Linked DNA regions of Mus musculus: region 2 is linked to region 1. Evidence: chromatin loops called from intact Hi-C (ENCODE). Cell type or tissue: heart. All regions are shown on one strand.

What was found. Peaks named below come from ENCODE experiments on the same cell type or tissue, not always from the same donor. Only the 100,000 strongest peaks of a DNase experiment are listed, where the experiment ranks them.
Region 2: a loop joins it to region 1, with 3 times the contacts of the local background. A loop is called at or near these places in 12 of 42 quality-filtered maps.

The regions. Positions count from the first base shown.
Region 1 is chr8:109,564,266-109,566,765 of GRCm38, forward strand. Dhx38 (DEAH (Asp-Glu-Ala-His) box polypeptide 38) reads right to left here and starts at 1,596. Exons shown (of 27, transcript NM_178380.2): 1 at 1,226-1,596. Txnl4b (thioredoxin-like 4B) reads left to right here and starts at 1,627. Exons shown (of 4, transcript NM_175646.4): 1 at 1,627-1,798. In heart, no CTCF peak of the experiment used is centred here; a DNase peak (open chromatin) is centred at 1,516; H3K4me3 peaks cover 2,379 bases; H3K27ac peaks cover 1,795 bases.
Region 2 is chr8:107,587,528-107,590,027 of GRCm38, forward strand. It overlaps Psmd7 (proteasome (prosome, macropain) 26S subunit, non-ATPase, 7), which reads right to left and starts at 955. Exons shown (of 7, transcript NM_010817.2): 1 at 752-955. The coding sequence starts at 825. In heart, a CTCF peak has its summit at 988; a DNase peak (open chromatin) is centred at 934; H3K4me3 peaks cover 1,266 bases; H3K27ac peaks cover 1,188 bases.

The DNA of each region.
Region 1 (2,500 bases):
CACCATCCATATTCTACACACTTGCTGACTTTTGTTGTGGATCAGTAGTGGTTTGTGGGAAAAGAGAAAAAAAGCATCCCATAGCAGGCAAAAAAAAAAAAAAAAAAAATCTCTTGAATAACAAACTGTGTTCGCCAAAATTACTTCCAAGAAATGTTAGGAAAGAGCATGTCTGGAACGTGTTTCAGAGACTGTAAGACCTCCCAGGTGTTTGGCTGATGTCAAATTCATCTTTATCTAACACCACCCGATTATAAGCTTGGACCTATGTTGGACATGTAGTTAATTATTCTCATTCCGATTAAGTTTATAAAGCATGAGAACTGTGACTTTTGAATCTAGACTTCTTTTGCTGTGTTCTAATTAACATGCACAGCTCTCCCAAGGGGCGCTGCAACACAATGTGGATGAAGAAGCAAAAGTTTCCCGAGGTAGAAGAGAGAAACAAAGTCGCATCTTATATGCATATTAAGAAATCTTGACAGGAAGGCTGAGATACAACGACTTACATCCTAAAGTGTCATTTGCATGCAAGCAGAGACTACTGTCTGTCTTGTTAACAAATGGCAAAGTAAAAACCTGATTAGATATCATTTATTGAAAGCGAACAGGAAGTCAGACATTTCTCTGGACAGGAAATTATTCACAACACAGGACAAGGAAGGACTTAATTAGCGGCTCAAAATAGCAAATAAAGCGGTCCACGGCCAGACTATGGAGAAACATCGGTGACAAAGAAGCCACAATGGACTTCTCAGGTTAGCAACTGCTTACTGCATGCGTCGTTAATCCACTTGCTATTCTCAACAATACCGATAAAGGAAAAACAAGAGCCCTTTCCTCTTAGGGTTAATACTCTACTTATAGATTATCCGCCAGATCTAGTGGAGACTCTTCAGTGAGACAGGAGGAAGGCACCAGAAGCCCTACCCAGGCTCTCCAACTATCGGGTACCAGGTTCGCGTACTGCCCTAAACGAGGGCACAGGGAGGACCCCTGAATCTCCGTGGGGCCGTTCCCAAACACCGGGATGAGACCAGAACATGGACAAAGTCCGGAGAAGGCTGAATGAACTTCTCCGCTCAAGCAAATAGAGAAACTTGGGTAACAAGGACTAGAGGAACTCTGAAATCAGGGCCCAAACAGAAGCCGCGAGCCGACACCGGCCGCCTGGAGCCGCCATGGCTGCCGAAGGACAGATCTGGAAAGAGAAAGAGACGCTCACCTCACCAAGCACGACTCTCGAGGCCTTCGGTTCCTGATCTGGAGACGCCAGCGCGGCCACCGCTCGATCCGAGGGTCTCAAAGAGGCAAATTCCGCTGTTTGAAAGCGGCCATCATCGTCCCATAATGCCCTGCGCGGAGCCTTCTATCCGTCCAAAAAGACCATCGAGAGCAGCCCACAAATCCAGGGTTCCGGGACGCCAGAGTGCAACCCCGCGAACAGGCCTTCCGAGCCTCAGTCTCTTCCTCTGGGTTCAGAGTCTCCTTGCGACCAATCGCGCTTGGCGTAAGAGTCAACACCCCGCCTCTGGCTCGGGGGTGTGCAAGGGAGGACAACACGAGACCGGCCATGTTTACTAAGGGCGGAAATGACGTCACTTCCTGTCGCTGGCGGCCAGTGCAAAGTGGAAAGGAACTAAAATAATCTTGTCGGATTACCGGACTATTGACTGGGGCGCGCGGTGGCACGTTCGTTTTCTGCGTCCGTGTTTCTCACTTCCGTTTGGGAGGATTTTTTTTTTTTTTTTTTTTTTTTTTTCCTGTCGGAGGAAGCGTTTCTAAGGATACAGCCCAGGTTAGTTGGGGTCTTTCCCAGGATGGCAGTGAGGAAAGAGGCAGTTGTGCCCTAGCTAACCGGTGGAGGAGCCCGGGTTGCTGACATGTAGACCGAAGTGTCCTCCATGGCACCTGTGAACCAGGGGGAACCCAACCACCAGGTTCTTATCAAAAACATGCGTTGGGTGTTTTGTAGACGTCAGCCCTGACGTAGATTAAAGTGACATACCGCTGTAATCCCAGCAGTTGTGAGGTTTAGGCATAAAGATTGCCACAAGTTTGAGGCCACTCTGGGGTACTAAGCGAGATCCTTGGAAAATAAGTTCATGTTCAGATATGTCCTTTGGTTATATCTTAGGATGCTTATTTCCATTATCCTATGAAAGCATTACACGTTAAGTTTCTACAAAAAAGAAGAATCAGACTTTACATACTGCTTCCGAATCTTTTCTTAGTAGCTGTATAAGATAGTTCGCAAGACTACTACTATCAGTGCCCTGTTGACAGACATGAACATAGGTCTTTGTGTCTATGTTCATATTCTCAAAAGTAGAGCTGTTGTGTAAAGAGGAGGCCAGTTTTCTTTCCAAAGAGCTTTTGCATCCAAATTCCAACGAAGTAGGCATGCCTCCGCTCTCTCTCCATTCTGAGTGTTACCGTCTCACTTGGTGTTTGTAGACTCAATGCATTTCTTAAATCTGCCTTTTAACTTGCTATCCTT
Region 2 (2,500 bases), 2.0 Mb before region 1:
CCGAACAATACAACTGAATTCAGACTCAAAAGGCTCCGTCTTGAGGTTTTTTTTTTTTTTTTTTTTTTTTGGCTCTGGTTGAGTTAGCTGCACAAAGCCTGCTTCAGACCAGGCACTAGCGCCGACTTGACTGCAAGTAGACTCCCTACTGGACCTTCATATTTGTTAACTCCTCACACTAATTATCTTGTAAAACTTCCGAACACGTGCAACAGGTCTGGCCGGATGAACGGCTGGAGCAGGCAAGGGTGGCAGTGAGCTACCCAAGGGAACTGTAGGCTGGCCCCAATCTGCACCTGCCTCGTTTTTAGAGGAACAAGCCGACACCTTATTCATTCCCATTTTAAAGGTACCATTCGACCAGAATCCCAAATCGAAACTTGGCTATGATCCCTGCCTCATCCAGAAAATCGTTCATCGGGGACTCCGAGACCGGGGTTTCAGTGACAGCTTTTACAGGCACGGGCACACGAGACTGAAGCTCGGTCTTAAACGGCGCCCAGCCGTTCTGGGAAAAGGCGCGGCCTCGGCGGGTAGCATCGTTCCGGCTCCGGGGCCTCGCCAGGCGGGCCAGACTCAGGAGTGGCGGCCTCGGTGGGGGTGCGAGGCTGTCAATGGGTACCGAGCACCGCGGTGTGGAGCCGCTGGGGTCGCTTGTCCCAACCCGTGTCCCCGGCCGCCGCGTTTGTGCCCGGCGCGCCCGTGACTCAGCAGCCCTGCGCCGTGTGGCCGCCACGCGCCACCCGCTCACCGGTTGAAATGATCCACCACACTGAGCAGCACCAGGGGGTGAACCACCACCTTCTGCACCGCCAGCTCCGGCATCGCGACACAGCCCGACCACCGGCCCGGCTCCCTGCAACCCGCAAACACCAGCAACCGCAGCGACACAGGCCGCTCCTCCAGGCCCCAGCACCTCCCCTTCCGGTTTGACCGCCGCTGCACAGTCGACTTCCGCTCCCAGAGCGCTTTGCGCTCGTGCCCGCCCTGTCGCCAGGGGCGCCATCTTGAGAAAGGGAAAGAACCGCCTTGCCTTCTGTGGGACTTAGGCTATTGACGAAGCTTGGCATTGAGCCTTTCCCTAGGTTTTTGTTTTTGTTTTTGTTTTCGTTTTTGTTTTTCCTCAGTTGTTTGCCAGCTCACCATTTCTCCTCCTTGGAAGGTTGTAGAAAAAGGCAGATAAACATAAGTAGTAACAGCGTGTACTTCTACTAATCAAATAATTAACGACATATATTTAACTTTCTTTTTTTTTTTTCAAAGATTTACTTATCTATTATATGTAAGTACACTGTAGCTGTCTTCAGACACACCAGAAGAGGGAGTCAGATCTCGCTACGGATGGTTGTGAGCCACCATGTGGTTGCTGGGATCCGAACTCTGGACCTTCGGAAGAGCAGTCAGGTGCTCCTACCCACTGAGCCATCTCACCAGCCCTTAACTTTCACTTAACACTTTAAGTCAGCACTGTTTCAAAATTTCCCAGAGGAGTTTCATTTGTTTGTTTGTTTGTTTTTGGGTTTTGGTTTTTGTTTTGTTTTGCTTCTTTTTTTTTTTTTTTTTTTTTTTTTGAGACGGTGTTTCTTTATGTAACAGCCCTGGCTGTCCTGGAACTCACGTTGTAGACCTGACTGGCCTCTACCTGCCTCTGTTCCCTGAGTGCTGGAGTTAAAGTCATATGCCATCACACCTGGTTTTTATTTATTTATTTTTAATGTTTTATTTCATTGCTTTTGAAGTTGGGCCTTCTATGACATTGACTAGCATGGAAATTGTTGTATAGTCCAGGGTGGTCCCCTGTCTCTACCTCCTCCTAAGTACAAGGGTGACAGCATATGCGACCACACGTGGTTTAGAGATGCTCTCGGTCTCTAACACCAAGGGCACACTTTGGGTGTATGACTGGATACTTTATCTATAGTTTTTATTTCTGGGAATTTTCCTTAATGCTCACTGTGACATAATGAGTGCAACAACATTCAGGTTTTGTTAATCCCAAAGATTTGGGGAGAAAGGCCACCAACCCAAAACACCATGGCTAAATTAATTAAAATTAATTAATTAAAGCAAGCATTTTTATTTATTCAATTTAATTTAGTTTTTATAGGGGTCCCCAATTTCAATTCAATGCTTGGGTGTAAGTATCTGTCTGTCTAAGTCAACTGCTGGTAGGGCCTCTTAGAGGACAGCCATGCCAGTCTCCCGTCTGTAAGCATATCATAGCTTTAAAACAAGCATTTTTTTATTTGTGTACATGGGCTGTCTCTTCCTAAAAACGGGTGTGTGTGTGTGTGTGTGTGTGTGTGTGTGTGTGTGTGTGTGTGTGGTGGTGCTGGTGCAGGGGATGGTTCAAGAAATCAGCATTGGGCATGAGAAAGACAAGGTTTTTATAGCTCAGAGGTAGGGAATTTTCAAATAGGGGATTTGGTGCTCAAAATAGGCAGGGTTACAGGAGCAGAACATGAACATAAGACATCAGTCGCAAAGACCCTCTGAAACA